Linked DNA regions of Mus musculus: region 1 is linked to region 2. The links are chromatin loops, found by intact Hi-C in ENCODE. Cell type or tissue: gastrocnemius. All regions are shown on one strand. Links, peaks and the distances in the headings refer to the core of each region. The heading gives the core; the rest is flanking DNA. Region 1 has its middle 100 kb from the start of Samd5. Region 2 holds the start of Samd5 (sterile alpha motif domain containing 5).

What was found. Hi-C counts contacts between places; a loop is a spot of excess contacts. Peaks named below come from ENCODE experiments on the same cell type or tissue, not always from the same donor. Only the 100,000 strongest peaks of a DNase experiment are listed, where the experiment ranks them.
Region 1: it touches region 2 in a loop (11-fold over the local background); 21 of 42 quality-filtered maps call a loop at or near these places.

The regions. Positions count from the first base shown.
Region 1 is chr10:9,569,754-9,580,250 of GRCm38, forward strand. It overlaps a transcript of Samd5 not described here. Among named protein-coding and RNA genes, the nearest start is that of Samd5, 100 kb to the right of the region's middle. In gastrocnemius, for the core only: no CTCF peak of the experiment used is centred there; DNase peaks (open chromatin) are centred at 6,022, 7,070 and 7,351.
Region 2 is chr10:9,672,999-9,683,495 of GRCm38, forward strand. Samd5 (sterile alpha motif domain containing 5) reads right to left here and starts at 2,210. Exons shown (of 2, transcript NM_177271.3): 1 at 1,507-2,210. The coding sequence starts at 1,965. In gastrocnemius, for the core only: a CTCF peak has its summit at 4,158 (motif pointing left); DNase peaks (open chromatin) are centred at 1,706, 2,266, 2,374, 2,866 and 2 more places; H3K4me3 peaks cover 3,636 bases; H3K27ac peaks cover 2,455 bases.

The sequences.
Region 1 (10,497 bases), core at 1,657-9,656, 100 kb before region 2:
TGTATCTCACTCAGGTGCCTCCTGCACAAAAACTCTAAACCTACCACCTGCCTGAAACAAGCCTGCACCTTCCACAGACTGCTTGCTACTTTCCTCGTGTGTTTGTGACTTTGCCAGGTGACTTGAAAGGCTGCGAGAAAGCACATCCTTTCCCTGCTGGCTTTGTATGGCACGCCTCCCTTTATCCATTTTCAGTTGGCTCACACTGAGAACTGAAGAGTCTTTGGCTGTTTTTCCTCATGGAATCTGAGGTTAAGCTTCGATTTCTTAAGGACCACACAGGTAGTTATGGTAGCCATGGGGAGGAGAGATATTCTCTTCAGTGGTGTGGCTACTGGTAAATTGACTATGCTCCTGTCAGTAACTTACTGATTCACCAAGTTCACACACACACACACACACACACACACACACACACACACACACACAAGTAGAAAGAGGACTAGTTAAGAAAGAGAGAGTCAGAAGGAGTGTGGGGGGATGACAAGAAAGGAAAATATAAAATAAATATAATAAAAATATATCATTTATATGTATGAAATGAAACCTGTCACTATGTATAATTAATATATGCTGATAAACTTTTAAAAAAGCTTCTACATAAACATTTCCTAAGTCCCTCTAAGGCCATTGCCTTCCTTCCCACCATTAGTAAGGAGTATAAATATTCTCAGAACTTTACTGCTTTATTAAACAGCCTAGGAAGGACTGGAGAGGGAGAAAGGGCAGAGGGGGGTCTAGCAAACCTGGGACAGCTTCAAAAGCCGAAAAAAAAAAAAACCTTACAAGGTGTGTGCCATTATCACTCCAACTTTAGAAACCTATGAACTGAAAGGTTACATAAACGGCATAGCTTATCTAAAATACATAAGAGACCATTTAATAACAAAGCTAAGCCTATGTGCATAGATGCAAGCAGTAGAAGCAGTCACAAAGAAATAGCGCAAGAAATGTCCAGTGAGTTCTGAGTGACCTGAAGATATCCCCTAGCTAAAAGAAGTTGGAAGGACCTCACAGTCCAGGGCTAAGGAGAGTCCATCGGTAAGAAGATAGCTGAGTACAAGTAACAGACAGAAGAGTTACAATGACTTAAGTAAAGCTGGATTTAATTTTCTTACACACAGACATCTTGAGGTTGCTGCTTAGTAGCATTGATTTGATGATGTCAAGAATGGATGAAAAGACAATCTGGCTGTTCACCTCATGCAATACTATAGCTGCAGTGACTCTAGCGTTCATACCACAACCATGTGAAACGACAGCTGCCAAAAGAATAACAGGAGTGCTAAAGCTTTCTCCAAACCATTCCCTTCTCCTCCTTAGACTTCTAGTTGGGTCAGAACTCAGTCACAGGCAAGCAGTACCAACAAAGCAAGCAAAAGAATAAGTAGCAGGATGGTCAGAACTTGATCTGACCCACAATCTGCCTGGAACTGAGTCCCTGATAGCTGGAACTGAGGCAGGATGCTGGGATCCAGTCAGCAACTGGATGTGGGGTTGCCATGGCTTCCACGGGGTCTTAGGTCAGCAAATTTCTGGAGGCAAGCAGGCAGGATAGATTTTAAGTTCTGAAGGCCATGTGGTCACTGCCACATATACATCTATTTGTGGTAGGGAAGGGGAAAGGGAGAGAGAGGCAGAGAGAGAGAGGCAGAGAGAGAGAGGCAGAGAGAGAGAGGCAGAGAGAGAGAGGCAGAGAGAGAGAGGCAGAGAGAGAGGCAGAGAGAGAGAGGGAGGGAGAAAGAGAGAGGCAGAGAGAGAGAGAGAGAGAGAGAGAGAGAGAGAGAGAGAGAGAGAGATTAGTCTCTGAAAATACTTGGTTTGTGAGTTATCTTTAAATAGGACATGAATGGGCTTTCTTCTACAGTTTGTCAGCCTATAAGATACAGGATACAGCTATAGGCCCTAACCCTATGCTGAAGGTATTTGTGAAACATATCGTTTCTCTACAACTATACTTTTATTTTCTCAAAAGGAGACAGATTACAAACCAGGAGAATGAGGTTCTTCCCCCAGCTCCCCACCACTAAGAGAATTAGTAACTATTGGAAGTAGCAACTGGGACGCCTCTAGTCCCCTCCTATGCCAATGCTCAGCGACTCAGCCCCTGCAAAAGGGAACAAATCATAGAGATGGATAGATGGAGTCCCTGGCCATGCAAGCAGAAAGATCCAAGTTCAAATCCCAAGAAAGCATGTAGAATCCAGATACACAGCTCAAGCATCTGAAGTCCCACTGTTCCTGTAGAGAGATTGGAGCTGAGACAGGGGAGTCTCCAGGAGTTCTGGTGGCCATGAACAACAAAGAGATCTGATCTCAGAATAGCATAGTGTGAAAGAGCGAGACCAACACCCACAGTGTTCACTCCCTACACTGGTGCACCATGGTAAGCATGTATCCCCACACCCACTCCACGTGCCCATGGCCAGTTACAGAAGGATGTGCCATTCATAAATTCCATCTCTTCCTGCATTCTCTTCATAGCCTAGGCCTCTTTGCTCTGAAGTAAACGCAGTGGCCTCTATTACTATACAATACGCAGAACTGATGCTTACGTTTTGGAGCCTCTGTGTGGGGTGAAGATGCTTCCACACCTTGGGTGCAGGATCTGGTAAAGTGGGTAGGCCCACTGAACCACACTTCTGGATGCCCTGATACTGCTGGGTCTTGCTTTTAAGTTAGTTGTAGCCTAGATTGGAGGATTTAGATTTTCCAGAGTTGTGGAAATTTAAAATGCAAAACAAATTTGGCTAAGGAGTAAATAAGAACAAGAACAACAATAAACCAAGTGAGTAAGCAAGGCTTTTGTTAAAATTCAGCCCAGTTAAAAACACCCTAATGAGCAGCTTCCAGGTCCCAATCCTTCACTTTCCTAATGCATTCCATTTTGGTTGAATTTACTCCCTCTGAGACCTGCAGCTTCCAGATCCTCCAGGCACATTGTCATCAAAGTGACAAAGCTCAGACCTTATTTCCCACTTCATACTTTGTTTCCCTCAGAAGACTTGTTGCAAGCAAGAACAGTTTCATGATTTCCTCCAGTGAAAGTGGCCTAACAGGAAGATCAGTCATGGAAATAACAAAGATGGTATCAGGTCTCTCAATCTCTACCGCCTGGAGCAGGCTCTGCAGGGGACAGGCAGGACCCCGTAATATTTACTACAGTTCAAAGCACGCCATATGTCCCCAAATCTGGAAATGCATTGTTTATATTAAAGTCCTTTGACATTTGAATAATGAGTTTAGCATTGAAGGTGTTTGTCATATGTGGCTAGTTATTCAGCAAGACCCTGCTATGTCCAAAGGAAAAAGCTGCCACAGTAATCAAGGTAAACGATGTGTTCTAGCGTGACTGTGGAACACATCAGGACTCCTCCTGCTTGTTGTCCTCCCCTTTCCCAGATCCACATTTATAAACTATCACCTCATAAACCGGGCTGCTCATTAAGCTGGTCAGAATGACTATTTAAGAATGCGGGCTCTGATCTAAGTAGCCTCAGGTGAGGGTGGTCTTTCCTGAACCAGAGGTGTGGTTGGACAGTGGCTCTGAGTCCTGAGCAGTAGAGAAGGAGCTGCCTCCTGGCAGTGTAGCATCCTCTGACCCAGTGCAGCCCTTCCTGAGACTCACCGCCTTTCTACCCTTGTCCTGGGGCTTGCATTGAGCTCTCTTTGAATCTGAAGTTAACTCAAATTGTTCTCGGTGGCGTTCATAGCGTAGTGTGGTAGTGAGAGTCCTGCCCATCCTGGGAGATGTTACTACCAGGAGAGCAAGAAGGAAAAGATAAAAGAGTGTGTTGCAAGTATTCCCATCAGAAAGGAGGTTACATTAGTGTCAAGAGATAGATGCATTAAGCAGCTTTAATTAATAATTCTATGTGGTCTTTCTAAGTGATAACAAGAGCACCTCATTGCCTTGCATGTGTGTGGTGGGTTCAGAGTTTAGCATGCATGTCGAGGCCAGAAGACTTTGAGGTGTTACTCTAAGAGTCACCCACCTTGGTTTTTGAGGCAGTCTCTCACTGGTCTGGGACTCACCAAGCAGACTAGGCTAGCTGACCAGCAAGCTGAGAAGATCTACTTGTCTCTGCCTTCTAAGCACTGGGGTTTCAAGAGTGCACTACCCCATCTGGCTTTTACAAAACATGGCTTCTGGGAAGCAAACTCAGGCCCTTGTGTATCTCTTGTAGTCTATTGTACTTGTCGAAAGGACTAGTTCTTTCCTGTTCTCAGACTATTACTGATGGGCTCAAGCCAATCCTAAGTCATTCAATGGAGCCAGAAAATAGCTTTGACTTGGCCAGACAGAATGATGTCACTTGACCCTTATAAACATTCTCTCACCCTCCAGGCTCAAACTCCAGTGCCACTGTCCCCAACTTCACTCCTTCTATCTCCGGCCTCCATTCTGATTGGCACATTGCTTCCTTCCTCTTAAATCAAGTCCCTCCTGCATCCTCCCAACCTTGGGCTCCCATTGTTGTCATCTTACAGAATGTCTGTTTCTTGTGAAACTTCTAAACCATCGCCTCAGGTCTTCTCATTGCCACCCCCTCTTTCCTTGTAGCCTGAGAAGTATGTGGGCATGTCTATAAAGCTCTACTGAGGTGACGTCATTCTGTTTTGCTTCTGGCACTTGCACTAACTCACTCACTTAGCCTGACATCAGAGACCCTGTGTGATGACAAACCAACACACATTTCCCAGTGCCGACTGGGACTGGCAGGTAGGCTCATTTGCTACTGTTCTGCATGTATGTGGGGGAGGGAAGAGAAGAGTTGGGGAGGAGGGAGGGAGAGATATGAATCTTTATTCTATCTTGTTCTTTCTCCTTTTTATCTTCGACTTCTTTTGGGTTTTGTTGTTGTGTTGTTTTGTTTTTAGGACAGAATCTTACTCTGCAACCAAGGTTGATCTTGAACTGGTAGCAATTCTCCTGCCTCTGACTCCTAAGTGCTGGGACTATAATCATAAAACTGCCACACCTCATTTCTTGTGTGTCCCCTCTATCTTCACACATACACAATCACAATGGCCACATCTCACCCACTTAGAAGAAAGTTTTCTTACTGTCTTACAGCAGGCCTATCCAGAGTTCCCTCTGATGTCATATTCTTAGTACAACAACCCTGATAAAGTTCAAGGTCAGCCAAGACCCTGCAACAAGCTGCCTGCCAAAGGCATAGCCATGAACTTCTCCAAGATCCAACACACTGGTGACAAATCTGTGCTCAGAAGTCTGCTTCATGCAGTCTCCCAACGTCCGGTGTATGGCCCTCTCTCAATAATTTATCTCATGCATTTACTAATGTGGCCTCGAAGCATAACTAGCTATATCTGGCTCTTATCCATCCCTCTATATAATCTTTGAAGGCAACCCTGTCCAGGCTTTGTACACGAAGTAAATAGGTCTTATAGAAACAAGAATGCAAACCATCTGTGGAGAAGCAGTTTGGACAACAGAGTTCAGGAGAGAGGTCATGGCCAGTGCCCTGAGGGGTTCTTCAGGCATAAGATGGACACTAGACTGAGCAGATGAGACATGGTCCGTGGACGGGGGGTGAGGTGGAAGTGAAGGAGAGCAGGGTTTGCAAGGCATTGCCCCATCAGCACAGGCTGAGGAAAAGTGACGGTGATATAGGCAGAGTTAGTTCACGGAAGGGGAGGGATCTGCAGGGCTTCCCTAAGCAGAGGCTGAGCACCGTGGTACTGAGAAAGAACAGTGTGGTTGCTCTTTCCAGCAAGAGCTCTCCATGGGTCCCAAGGCCAAACACCAATGTTCAATACATTTTGACTCAATACATTAAACTTCCTGTAGAAAATGTAACAATTCAAACGGTAATAACGTGTCTCCTGACCATAAAATTAGAAAATTATGCCAGTGAACTAGAAACCCAGAACCTTATTGTTTACCAGGATTCCACGGAGGGTGTATAAGACCCAGCCTTAGGGAGAGGGGGCTATAGAACAGAGAGGACTTGAAATGAGGCCACCGGGGTAATCACCACTAGGTGGCGCACTCCATTGTTTGCTAAGCCTCTGACTCACTGTGCCAACCACTCCAGACACCAGGAAAGGAAGATACAGCCAATAGGTCCATGGAGGCTGAGTGGGGCAAAGAGAGTACCCCAATCTCTCTGCTGCTGGCTCCCAGAATGTTCTGCTTTGCAAACCACTCTGAAGACAACTGCTCTTAGAAACTACTGAGGGCAGAAAGTGGATCATTTCACCGCTGGTAACACTAAAGACAGAAAGTGGGAGACTTTTGTAAGCAGTGCCTGGGAGTGTCTTACAGATGGCCTATTCACCCAGGATCTGAACACAGAACTCAGAATTCATCGTTACTCCGGGTCAATGAGTGTTTCATTTCTGTCAGGGTATGAAAACCAAACGACTCCATTTTTTCCTTTGTACCTTGGCTACTAGGAAATTAGATCTACTCGTGCAATGTTCTTTAAGTACTTAATTCATTCTACCTACATAGTATCTTTCTAATTGTCACATTATAGAGTTAGTCTTTTATGTTTTTAAAAAAGATAAAATGAGGAAGGCCTCATCTTTGAATCATTTGAAACTAAAAACCTTAAATTTAACCTTATTTTTATTTTTAACAGTGTCATACGTGTATATAATGAATTTTAATAATTTTTTTTTGCTCCCTAACACCCTCTCTAACCCCACCTCATTCTCCTTCAGAAACCCTTCTTCCAGATACATATCAGCACACTCATACCCGTCACCTCCGCAGAGATACTTTCTCCTTGAAAGATAAGAAGTGATGTTAAAACATGAATAATCCAATCGACTGAACCAAAGACCCACGTTTCTTTGAAGAGATAGCGGCACAGGTGCAAGCATGTTGCTCCAATGGCTTAGCAGCAAGTGGGATGCCCATGAGAACCAGCGTGGACAGTTTCTTTATTTACTGTGCTCCGGGGTGACACTGGCCCTGGGGGGGGGGGGTGACGTCACACGGGGTAGATCAGAAATGGGTTCTCAGCTCAGCAGCTGCTCAGGCTGATAAGATAGGCATCAGAGCCGGGTGTTGATGGTCCTGTCCACTTTGGCTCCCTTCCATCGTGGCAGGGAAGACATGGATGGTGGCTTTTTGCCATCTACAGCCAGGAACCATGGAGATGACGATGGTCTCAGTTCACTTTCCCCCTCATTCCATCTTACTCCATCACAGCCTAACGTGAGAGATGGTGCCATTTCCAGGTGAGCCTCTTATTAAAGCTCTCTTTGAACATCCTCATGGACACTCCAGGAGGTTGATGTAGGTGATTCTAAATCCCTCATGTCAACAATCTCAATCAACCACCACACAACTCTTCACAACATGGCTACCCAGGGGGCGCTGTCTTCCTGAGCCTCTGCACTCCACAGACTCTGGCAGTCCTGCTCTTCATGACTGGTTCTCTTTTAACGTCCTATACCTGCAGCACAGCTCCAACCAGCAACCTGGGAAAGCCCTGGGCCCCAAGAGTTCCACTTGCCTCCTGCTAGTCCCCAGGAACCTCACCTGGATACTCCCACTCCTCCTTAAGGGTTACCCATGTCCCTTCATGGGACATCCCCGGCACTGAGCCAGGTCTTCATCTTTGGGTTTAAACAAAGGCCTGTTGACAACTCCTGTTGGTTCCCTCTGTCTACCATCCTCTGATGTCTGAGCAGCTGGCTGTGTCAGAGATCTGTGTGCCTAGAATATTCCCAGCACTCAATAAATGTACAGGAAGTTGTTGTTGGCACTATTGTTTCACCTTCAGCCTTAGTTAGATCAGTAACTCACCTATAAAATAGAGGTTCTGGGGCTACTGGGAGGATTCAGTGAATATAGACATAATGAACAGAATGTTCTCCCATATTCTAAGCACTTGATACAATTTTAGCTTTTTGATAGGCTAAATGAGTATTGGAGTAATGATAGAGTCAGCATTAAAATTTAAATTCTTCACTTACCTAGTGAGGTTTCTTTTTCTTTTAAATAATTTCGCATTCAATCCACATCAACAAGCCAGTGTGGTACGTTATAGCAAATACAGATTGTTATTGCACAAGGCACCCACCAGTCACAGACAGACCTATGACATCACTAGACATATGTCCTGTATGGAGGGGTAAGAACCAAATTTCTTTCCCACTGGCCCTAGGCTCACTCCTAGAACTCAGGACAGCACAGGGAGTTTAGTAAGTGATGTGGAAAAAGCAACCTCGTACCCGGATGTAACCCAGGATCTGTTTCTGGCATCTGCTAGCGCAATTTTAATTAGCTTCCAGAACAGATACCACCATGGGGCTGATGCTGCACTTGCCATTTAAAGCACGGTGGGGTGACTTTGTTTCATAAAGCCATGCTGGCTGCTTAGATTGGAGAGTACACCACGTTTGTGAAGATGAAAATGATATCATTATGCTCTAAGGAGAGTCTATAAGTTTTACAAGCCAATTCCAATGGTCAACGAATCAGAAAAGCTGTTTCCCTCCCCACCACCCCCGCTGCCCCCAAGGCTGACTCTTGCAATTCTTTGGGGCCTGTTCATGACGACCAATGCCAAAAATAGAACCAGAGAGGAGGTCCTGCTTCCTCAGAAGCTTCTGAGTGCTTCCCATCAGCGTGTCAAGACGGACAACACTGTGGGAAAATAACTCTTCCCAGTATCCGATAACTCTGTGGACATCCTAATTGCAGGATGGCATCCTTTCAGACAAAAAGTGGGATTCCCCAGCTGAATGGCTGTCTACACTGTACCACCTCACATAACTGAGATACACCAAAGCTAAGAGGAGGGAACTCGCTGGGGGCATGGCTCGAAGCTCCAGTGTTGGCCTAGCGTAGTTGAAACTCTGGATTCCATCCCTAGATCCACAAAAACAGAGAAGGAAAAAAAGAAAAAAGACCCCCCAGGCTGGAAGACATAGATTCCTCTGGTGATTTTTAACTAGCTTTATCTAATAGGGATTTATTTAACAGTAAAAAAGAGACCCCGGAACTCTTGACTCTAGCTGCATATGTATCAAAAGATGGCCTAGTCGGCCATCACTGGAAAGAGAGGCCCATTGGACACGCAAACTTTATATGCCCCAGTACAGGGGAACGCCAGGGCCAAAAAATGGGAATGGGTAAGTAGGGAAGCGGGGTGGGGGGGAGGGCGGGTATGGGGGACTTTTGGGATAGCATTCTAAATGTAATTGAGGAAAATACATAATAATAAAAAATTTTTAAAAAAAGAGACAACAAATGTTACCCACTGCTCTGCCTACCACTGTATATTCTGTTACAATATGGCAGCATATGAACAGAATTGATCAGTTCAGAGAGCAACAAACAGTGTGTGTGTGTGTGCGTGTGTGTGTGCGTGTGCATGTGTGTGTGTGTTGGTATTGCTTTTGCAGCAGAGAGCCCTAGAAAGAAGGAAGGGAGGAGAGCCATGACTGAGCACCTGTCACGTGCTAGACCCATACTCCTAGCTTTGATCACTCTGTCCTTGTGGCCTTCACACTGCCACACTCACTAGTAGTCCCACTGAGAAGACTAAGCTCAGAAAGTTTAAGGCCAATGTGCAGCATCACACAGCCTGTAGGGTTGCAAGGCTTAAACTCAACGAGTCCCTCAAGGGCCAGGCTTGTAGCATTTTTCTTAACATCAAGCAAAGATTAAAAGTGTACCCTCCCATCTGCAATAGTGACAAAACTGAGTGCTCCACTGCGATGCCTCTTCACAGCTAATTGTTATCTATTCAAGAAACATCCAACAGCAGATTCGTTCAGTCTACACCAAGCGTGTGCATCACAGCCAATGTTTTCGTGTCATTCTACTGACACACATTTCTGGCACATTTGGGAGGACTAAACATTTATCAATATTTGGGTTTCACCAGCATAATATGCATGCAACGGCTTCCCTCATTTTTGGAAGGCTTTAATAAACAAGTTCATAGTCATGGATAGAATGCTGAATAACTACCTCACATCTGACTGTGTTTTTTCCTCAACTTTATTTTCATGTTAGGAAAAATGAACACTTTCCCCCAAGTCCTAGAAAAACAGGCAACCAAAGGCACGGGATAAACCTCATCATTGATCTATTTTTAAGTTAATAAATATTTAAAAGCACACATTTGTTGAATCTAATCTTAAAAATCAGGGCTCTAATGTATTCCCATAGTGTGGGTGAAACCTAATTTTAAATCTCAACCAGCATTTAAAATCCAGAAATATAAATTGTAAAATCAGAAGCAGAGCCTGCTCTGCCTTATTTAACTGCATTTTAGCATACTAATTTACAAGTATATTTTCAACCTGCTTAGCTTTTTAAAAATAATATATATAAATATTAAAGTATAAAATCATAAGTACACAGTTTGATAAATTACTATACATGCTATATGCACTTACTCATGCATTCAATTCTCAAGTGGACACATAGAAAAGATGTAGTATTCCATAAGGTCCTCTTTGGCCCCTCCCTAGGCAATACTCCCCCATCCGGACTTTTAACAT
Region 2 (10,497 bases), core at 895-8,894:
CGCTGACCACAATCCTTCTAACCACACTGGGCATCCTTCAGGCTCGTACAGCATGTGCCTGAGCTTCTCCATTCCTGATCCCAACACCCATCAATGGTCCTGTCAGAGTAGGTGTCTGGGACAGGTGCTTGAGGCAAACCTTCTTTCTAATCTATCCTCCTTATAAAAGCAATTTGTATTCTCAGGCAGGTGATCATGGTTGACCACCCCGACCACCCACTACCTGCAAGACAGCAGGTGGATAATATTAAACCATTATTTCCTTTTACTGTATCTACTTTGTGCACCAGTAGCCCTTGAACTTGACCATTAGGCATTATGACCTTCAGTCCAGCCCCCTGGGGCTAATGCCACCCACACAGCATTTAGACCAGATATTTCCTCCCATGATGCTTAGATGTTAACACACCTAGCCTGCTGCATATTCTTCAACTAGGCTTCTCCAGGCCCCTTGTTTTCAGGCTGAGATGCTCATTTTCCTGAGTTCCAGGCAATGCCAGACATTACCTGTGCTGTCAGCATCTCTGCCAAATTGGCACTCTCTAGGAGGACAGCTTCAGAAACTAAGCCAAACCTATTCACTTCACTAAGCCAAACCAACCCACTTGAAGCTAGAGACAGCACTCTGGTGTAAAAATGCACTTTCTGGTACTTAATTGTTCAAACCTCATGCCACATGTCTGCGTGCCACACAGAGCGGCCATGAGAACGTGTAGCCTGCTCTCACGTGTGAGGATTGCTTTCTAGGTACTGAAATGTCACCTCTTCCTGGCCTTCCTTACACATGTGCCTTGGAGTTTTGAAAAGAATCTATCTTCCTTTCATCTGAATCACTAGTGATACCACAGACCCCAGATGACCCGTTTGCTCAGCATCCCATTACCCGGAATCCTTAAGCTTTAGGAGCCTCCTGTGAATAGGCACAAGTTTTGTGTTTAGCACGCCCCCCCCCCCCACCACCACCACACACACATAGGTTCCTGTTAATGGGACACTTCTCCATAGCATGGAATTGAGAACAGCAGGCCCTGAATTCCCCTACTCCTTTGGCAATAGTCACCCACTCCTCTTGGAAGTTTCTCAAAACTCAGAAGAAAAAAGTAAAGAAAAAGAGGAAGGTTGAAAATAAGGCAGATGTGACCCATCTTTTTTTTTTTTTTCACTCTTCCAAGCCAGACACTACTAGAGGCATTAGGATTTCCCAGAGGCATTAGGATTTCCCGGTGGCCACCAAAAGCAAGCACCCATTGCTCAGAACCTGACAATCGAGCCCATATGCTAGGGTGCTGTTAAGAGTTGTCTACATGCAAAATATGAGTGAGCAGCTATTATTAGAGACGCCAGCACAGAAGGAATAGATAGATAACGCAGAAAACGGGAGAACCAGACACCCCGAACACCCTGGTTTCTCAATTGTCACCTAGACTGACTGCTGAGCCGCTGCAGAAGCTCCAGGCCTGGTTCCCTCCCGCCATGCCCAAGGTCGCCCTGGCGGGGCCTCCTTACCTTGCGTGAGTATGGGGGTTTGCTCAGGTGGATGCCATCGCGGACCAGCTTATCCCGGATCATGATCTTCAGCTTCAGCTTAGGGTAGCTCACCAGCTCCCTGCTGCAGGGAGCGCCCGGCTGGCCACGGGGGTCCCCGCGAGTGCCCTGGGCTGAGCTGCCACATGGCTCCCCCCGGCGGCCTGGGGGCACCGCTTCTACCAGCGGTGCCGGTGGCACGGGCTGCGGTTCAAGGGTGAAGTAGAGGCCGGCAGCGGCCGCATCCTGTTCCCGCAGCCGGTGCACAGCCTCTAGGATGCGCCGGCGGTGCGCGGGAGCCAGCACCCCGATGGCGTCCAGGTCCGGGTCTCCGATCTGCTTGCACACTTCCAGGTCATCGTAGCCATTATCCACGAAGGACTCAGCGTACTGTGGGAGCTGTAACGCTTTCAGCCACTCGTAAACTATGTTGGTGCACATGGCTGAGACTCGGAACTCGCCAGCGAGTACCCAAGTGACACGGGCGGCACCAGTTCTTGCAACTTTTAATCCTCTCCTGGAAAGGGGTGGGGAGAAGAAACAGCAGGAAAAGTTTCTCCCTTAGTGGTTAGGCTCCGGCCGCAGAGTCAGAGCCATAGAAAGCAGCCGGGGAGGGAGCGAGAGAAAACGAGGAGCGTCTAGCGGCGAAGTGGATTCCCCGAGCAGGCGCGGCGCTCGCGGGCACTGGCGGCTGGGCGAGCGGCTGGGCTCCGCGCCGCCCCTGGATGCGCGGCCACCGCGGGGAGGGGCGCGCAGGCGGGGCCGGGCACACCCCTCGCACCCGCGCGGGTCACCGTCGCGCTGCGCCGCCCAGGAGGTTCCCCAGCTGGGGCAGTCTGGGGAGTGCTCGCTGCATGTCGCTATCTGGCCGGCTCCGTGGACGTCTGCAACCGGGTCCCACGCCGTGGAGGCGGCTCCGGCGGGCAGACCGGTGGATGATGGCGAGCGCCTGGTCTGTGCGCTTGTCAGTCACTGTCGTTCCCGGGGTCACGGTGACCCGGTGGCTATTAAGCTTCCGGACTCCGGTGGCTGCCCTGGATATCTTTCGACATTTCTTTTGAATCCGACTTCTCCAAACCCCTAGATTTTTTTTTCTTCGCTCAGTTCCCAAGCCAGTGGGTACTCTCGCCTGGGTGTCCAAGGGGAGGACCCGGTCACTGGTCCTGAGAGAAGCTGTTGAGTCCAGTGTCCCTTCTCCTTTCCCGATGCACGTAGAATGTCCTTTCAAAGGAGCGGGTTGCTAAGGCTCCACAGGCACGGTGTGTCTGGCTCTGTGGTGCTGCGCTCTGTGCCCCAAGCAGCTGCGTTTTGGCAGCAGGGTGGGAGCGACGTGGGGACTGTCCAGCCTGATGGGCGCGAGGCCCCTCCTCGCTATAACTAGTCACACCGGGTGGGTGTCGGGAGGGGCACGACTGCTCCCGATTGCCTCTCCCTCCAAGGCCATCTGACCTGCGAAAGTTTGGGGTGGGTTGTTACTTTCTCCTCCTCGGTCAGCGCATCCCTACCTGATCGGCATCCCTCCCCACCCCCACCTTCCTTCCAGCCACACAAGCACACCGCGTTGTGTCAGACCCCCTCAATCTCTCCCTGCCTTTTTGCTTTCTATTCACTTCGCGTTACAGCTCTTCTGCCCCAGGTGGCTCCCTGCCCAGGGACAAGAGAGGTTTTCTGCCTCCGAGACAGGGACCACAGCCGACTCCCCCTTCTCTGCCCCAGGGTCGCGTGTTAATTGATACACCACCACATACACCACCACGCAGCTGTGTTAAAGAGAACACTAGGGCATCTAGCACTTCTGCCTAGATGGGAGTAACAAAATTAACCGAGATTCCCTCCTGGTGCCCATGGCCCAGCTTTGAATGGAGGCGGGGGAGTGGGGAGGAGAAGGGCGACCCCCCGGAGTTCCTAGGCCTCTTTTCACTTCGTCTGATCTTTGGGGAAGCAGTTAGAACCTTAAGAAACCTTGCAGGCAGCAACAATTTCCTTTTCACAAAAGTAACACTCAGCTTCACTCTAGAGCCAGACCTGGCCAATACCCTTCCTGAAAGAGTCCTTCTGGGGCCCTACCTGTCTCTAGGCACAACACTAATGATGGCACTGCCCATCCGTGGCTTTAGAGTCGTTCCCCGTGGCTCCAGGACCGTTGGCTGTGGGTAAGGGACTCTCTGTGCCACGTTTCCACTAAATTAGTGAAGCTTAAACCCCTCTTGGGACAGACACTGAGAATCAAACTAACTCTCTCTCTCTCTCTCTCTCTCTCTCTCTCTCTCTCTCTCTCTCTCTCTCTCTCCTTTATGGTCTGTAAAATACCTGATATGGGTGAACCCAAAATGCGTCCCGTATTTCTACAATAGCTGGGGCCTATATGCTGAGTCCCAAGCTCCTGGATCCAAACGTCTCATACTGAAAAATAGCTACCAGGAAGAACCTTCTGTTTGGGAAGAAGAAAGACTACAACGCGGGTAGTCACGGAGCCGTGTCTGCCCGCAGTCCTAGATCACCCGCGTTTCCGTGTTCAGAGACTAGATTATGGTTCTGATCCTGGAGCAAGGCTCTGGGTTACCCCGGACCCTCCCTACCTAGCACGGATTGTAACTTGCCCTCCGTCCCTTGCCAAAGCAAGCTCACAGTGCCCTCTTGTGTCCAAGTGCTGGAATTTTAAGGCGTTGCCCAAGTCCCAAACTTGTTTTGTTCGGCTGAAGGAAGAAGAGGGCTTTATGGTTCCTATTTGCCTTCGTAATGTACAGATAATGCCCTCGCGTGTACCTTTATATCTCAATGCTTTGTCATGAAAACCGTTGGGTTTTGGTGAGGTGGGTATTGCAGTACTTTCAAAACAAGTCTGCTTCAATGGAACAGAAGTTCTCTGTAAATGCTTCTTCGGAAGTTGGTACTATATGCCAGGCATCTGCATTTATGTCTAAGTATATGTGGCTCTTAGAAGTATTATCCGCTATGTTACAAAAAAAGGAAGACCCATGTGTGAAACATTCCCTCCTCGTCTGGTCACTGTAGAGGAAAGGGTAGAGAACTATGAAGACAGAAACTCAGGGACAGGCTTCCAGCCACTGGATTTCCAGCTCCCTAGCCATTGCTAAAGGAACCAGCAGGAAACCTTGGGCTGGTTATAAAAGCAGAGTCTCTTACTTCTGCTGTTTGTGTGGTTAGAAAAGGAAACTTTCAAGCTCTTGAGTTTATTGCCCTGGCTTTTCTTTCTCAACTTGTTTGAAAACTCCAATAACACTACTTAATAGTCCTTTGCTTTCTCAAACACAGCCTCTTTCCCTCGGGAGCTTCAGGGCATTCATTTTGTCTCGTTACTCTTCAGCAAGCCAGTGAGTATTTTTATTTCCATTTTACAATTAAGGAAACTGTATTGGAGGAAGATGAATGGCTTGCCCAAGGTCATATGGTAAATCAGGATAGAGACAAGAACAAGCCTGTCTTGTTGAAGCCCCTCCTCTGCTATAGGCAACAGGGATTCTCCCTTATTTATGATCCGGGCACTGTCCAATTAGGAACTAAAGGATCCTGTGCTCTCGGGAGGGAACAGCTTTTTATGAATTAATCATTTGTTAATCAGTCATAAATAAAATCTCTCTTTTGACCTCTCCTTTTCCTCTCTTGCACACATTTCCCATGCTTGTCCAAGCCTTTGTGTGAAACTGCTGCTCCCAGTAGACTTCATTTATTTCTGAAGTCACAAATACAGAGCTTCTGTGGTCTGTACTCATCTCTGCTTCCTACGGAGGCTCCTGGCTATAGTCCAGAATGAAAGGGCAAAAATAACGATGGGGGAGGGGTAGAGAGTACATGGTTTGGTGGATCGAGTAACTTGCCGCACGGAGTTCAGATCCTGAGTCCAGACATCCCTAGTCTAACTAAAAGGATTTAGGCTGGATGCAAGGGGCTGTAATGCCTGTTCTGGGGGGGTGGGGGGGGGAGAGATCAGAGACAGGTAGAACCCAGGGATAGTTGAGAGCCAAGTGGCAAAGTCCAGGTTCAGTGAGAGACCCTTTCTCATAAAATAAGGTTGGTGGTGATCTGGAAAGTCTCTAGACACTGACTTAGGACCTCCACACGTGTACATACAGCCAATCACCATTTTCACACACACACACACACACACAGTGTGTAATTTTAAGATTTGGAAGCCTTCAGGAGCTACAAGGCCATTCTATAGCAAATACAGAATCCAAATTTACATAGAGAAGCTAGAGGTCCAGGGAACTGAAGTTTGCATGTGTGTCTTACCCACATATGTGACAGAGCCCAGATCTTTTCCTCTTGGGCTTTGTACTGCATTGTCTTCTTTTATGTGGCTATTGTCAAAATTGTATACATTCATCGATGTATACTGAGATACAGTACCAGACACCAAAGCAAAAACCAAGCATACAGTGTTTCTTCATTAACAGGAACTGGAGAGATCTCACCATACAGAAATTTAGCTGCTGGGCTTTAAAAGTTTGCTTGCTTTGCTTTGTTTTGTTTTATTTTGTTTTGTCTATGTGTTCTCCCACTCAAGCACTAACCAGGTCGGACCCAGTTTAGCTTCCAAAAGCAAACACACCCAGAGAGTGTGAAACTGGACCTTGACATTCAGAACTCCACACACACTTTTGTTCTTAAAGTGGCTATCACACTCCTAGTTCTCCTCCTAGTCTTAGCCTTAAAGCACCAAGATAATTCACACCATGAACCTTGACAAATACCTTTTCTTTTTGCAAGCTATTTTGGTGGAAAATGCTTTCTTAGAGTTTTTTTTTTTCATTAAAGAAAAAAATTACAAAAAGTAAACTGCTGATTATTAATTAATATATTATTAGCATAATATACATAATAACAATTAATAATTGTTATTTAATATATTTGGACTCTTTGGTTTGATTGATTCATTGGTTTAACATGGTTTTGTATTTATTTGAAGCAATAACTCTTCTTTAAATGAAAGTTACTGGTAAAATAGATTGGGGAGAAAGTTTCTATTTAAATACCACTTCAGAACTATTTTGCAATGATAATAACTATGGAACATGCAAAGTTAACACTGACAGTCTCAGTGTAATTAATGATAATTATATTCAGGTTTTAAAGTCTAAATACCAAAAAGCAGCTTTGCTGCTCAGTAACTAGATTCAAGGTTGCCAGATGAAAAAAAAAAAAATTTGTTTTGAAATCTTCCTGGTGTTACATAAGGTTCCATACTATTTTACTTAGAAGATAAATGTTCATACCTAATGTGTATAAAAATTAAATTCCATTAACATCTATTAAATGTCAGTCCCCTGGGTGTCTAGCCTTGTAAAAGTCAAGCGTATATAATATTAATCTTAAAATGCTAAATATGTCTTGCCTCTGCTTAAACCATCAGCAGAAAGCATCTAAAAGGGCCTCATGCCACAGGGAGGAAGGGGGATAATGGGCTTGAGTGATGTAACAGGCAATCTGTTCTTCAGTGGCGGCAGTGAGGGGTGGCGTTGGCACCTTAATTGGGGGGCAGGCTGGGTGGGGGTTTCTGTTAACAGGCCTGGGCTGTAGATGTTATATTAATGTGTGACAACATATTTGAAGAAGGGAGCGACAAGGAGCAGTGGGGAGTACCAGCAGGATGCCATTAGATTATGGCTTGCTATTATAACAGGCCTTTCTTTCTTAAAGCAAGGGAACAAAGGGGGTAAAGAATGTTCTGGAATCTTTGGCTTAGAGGTCACCAAGAGGAGAACAAGAGACTATATTTGTCGTAGAGAATAAAAACCCACGAAAGGACTTTCCTTGTCCTATTATCTATCTCCAAATAGTCTACATTTGAAATACACCCCAAAGATGACCCAGAATTTCTTGAGGTAAAAATAATGGTGCAGGGTTCTGCTGGATAGCATGGCAATGCTTGAGAACACCTTTTCTTTTCTTCTTTTTTCTTTTTCAGACTAAGCAAAGTTAACTTAGCACTTAAAAATTAAGTTATGTAACTTCCATCAAGTAAAAGGATATTGATAAAAGCTCTTTGAGGCAAGAGCTTATGTAATCACAACAACAAAATCATTTGACTTCAGCACAAAACAGTTGCTCCCAGGTGAGGGTTTATCTCCAAGCAAGAGTTAGGAAACCTGACTTCTGACCCCAGGGGCATCTGTTTCCCTGAAACATACTCAGTTCCTGGAAACTGGAAGGCACCAAGCTTCTCTTTCTGAAGGCAATGGGACCTTGTGTATTTGCTAGGATATTTTGATTCCTTCTTATGTGGAGTGGAGAACATGGGTGCTGGTCTCACTAATACCATGCTTTTCTTCTCTGGCTATGCACTTGACTCCTTAGTCCTTCCTCTTGAACCACTTTGGGTTTGAAGAATAGGGCCAATAGACAAACATCTTTATGATAAAAATTAGAAACTACTTACAACTGCTGGGCCAGCCTACAGGATGAACGACTCTTAACTGAGGGCCCTGGAGCAAGATCAGATCTTGAGAACCAGATGGTACCCCTCAAGCAACGACAATGATAACAAGCTCTGCAGGACCAAGAAGACTGCCATCAACAGACTCTACTTACCTCTTACCTCCTTGCCTCAGCCGTTCTCTGCTGAAACCTAAAGCCCCTGTCAGTCACAGAGGGACTGCTGATAGAGACCTCTTTATCTGCTCTACCCACACTGGCCATGTGGGTTAAATAACTTCTCTCTGCATCTCACTATTTCCTATCTCTTTAACTAGTGTGTCGAGAATGGGCGGCTGATCTACGCTGTTGGTATTAGCAGAACTGTTAAGGCCCTAGCTTGTCCTGGCACCCCTAGCAAGCTTGCCTCAGCCACTTGTCCCTGATAGACCAATTTGACTGATAGGGATGTTGATTGAGGCTGGTGGTTCTGACCTCTATATAGAAGCCATGACAAGTGCACACCGACCCCCACAGATGATAGATAGATAGATAGATAGATAGATAGATAGATAGATAGATAGATGTAAAATACAATAAAATAGGGAAACATACACTCAAACAAAAGCAAAGGAAGGTGAGCATGGCCTGCTGCCACAAGACTACAACCCCACCTACTCTGGGTGCCAAGGCAGGTAGATCAAAAGTCCAAGGATAGCCTGAACTACAGAGTCCAAGGCCAACCTGACCTTGTGGTTCTCAACCTGCATATCAGATATTTACATTACATCACGATTCATAACAGTAGCAGAAGCTACTGTTATAAAATAGCAACAAAAATGATTTTATGGTTGGGGTCACCATAACATGAGGACCTGAGGGTTACAGCATTAGGAAACACTGGTCTACTAGGTTCTCAGGCTCTTACATGTAAAAACACTCACTGGTGGCCTACCAGACAGTCACAGGCTACTCTAATAGATCCCGCTTTAACACAAGTGCATCACAAACTCTACCGGTTTCTTTGCCTGGCTGGCAGTCCTGAGCTGCGTCACTGAGCAGGCTGAGCAAATCATGTCGAGCAAACTGCTCAGTATAATTCCTGCTTCCGTTCCTGCTTCCAGGTTCCTGTCCTGAGTTCCTTGCTGCCCTTCATGAGGAACTGTAACCTGTAAACAGAAATAAACTCTTTTCTCCCCAAATTTCTTTTGGCTATGGTGTTTTTGTGACAGCAATTTTCAAGTAATAAAAGAAATTTAAAAAAAAATGAGCACAGAGGCTAAATTTGAAAGGGGGACTTTCTTAAATTTTATTGCACTAATTTAATTCTATTCCTGGAAATAATAGAAAATGACTCTAAGGCAATTTCTTTCGTTCGTTCTTTCCAGAAAAATCCAAGTGATTGTGCTTTTGGTTGGTAAAAGGAAGGTGTGAGAATCACCATGGGGGATTTATAAAATATAAGAACTTATAAAGGGGACCTTTTCCTGAAGAGGAAGAAATTTAAGATCTTGTTCTCCAGAAGCCATGTTCTCCAGAAGCGCCACTGGATTAATGGAGACAGGGATTATTATTATTGTTTTTGACAAAAAAAAAAAAAACCTTAGAGTGTACATTAAAATGGAAATCCAACCAGGAAGACACTCGGTGATAAATAAGAGCTCAGTGATAGATTGTGCAACCCTGAATGCATTTATGTTCATACATCTTGCAGCTCCTCGTGGAATTGTGAAGTGGGGGAGGCAGACTCTTTGAAACAAATGATGTGAATGTGTGTGTGTGGTGGAAATTCTATGCCTCTCTTTAATATATGTGCAGCTTCTAAATAGAAAACACACAACACTCCTCTATTCAGAGAAACTCATGTTGAGCGAAAGGAATTAGCTAATAAAAGCAAGCCCAGGGTGGGAAGTCGGGGCACTGATGAGGTGGCTCAGTGGTCAACAGACACCACTGGCTGTTTTTTCAGGAACCACGGCTTGGTTTTCTGTACCCACCTGTGAATTACAACCATCTGTTGCCTCCCAGTCCAGGGGTTTTGACTCCCCTGTCCTCTGTGGGGATCCCCACTCATGTGCACCCTGCACACACACAATTTTTAAAATTTCTTTACCAGTACAGAGTGATCTATAAACAAAATATTTTAATATAATTTGATTCAGATAGATTCTACTTTTCTTAAAACTATTGTATTCTAATTTTTTTTCCCTTCTTGGGGCATTTTGATACAATGAAGTAAAATGGGAGGCTCGGGATGTTTTCAATAATTAAAAGAAAAGTGTTATATATTTGCAGCAACAGCATACGTTGACAGGCTACATTGAAGAAAGATGTCAGACCCACCCTGCAATCTCTGGTTGGTTTCATTCTGACCTTGTGGTACTGGGCACTGGTCCTCCTGCTATGCACCTCCGTGGCTATGATGATCAGCCACTGATTCCCCTACCCCAGCAATCATGGGCCTCAGCTACCCTGAGCCTCTTCCTTTGGCCCTCTTTGGTAGAACCCCATCCTGAATTTTCAAACTTCTCTTATTATGCTTCTTTCCCTTGTAACTCAGAGACTCGAAGAAGGAATCAAATGCTACTCTGTCCCTAG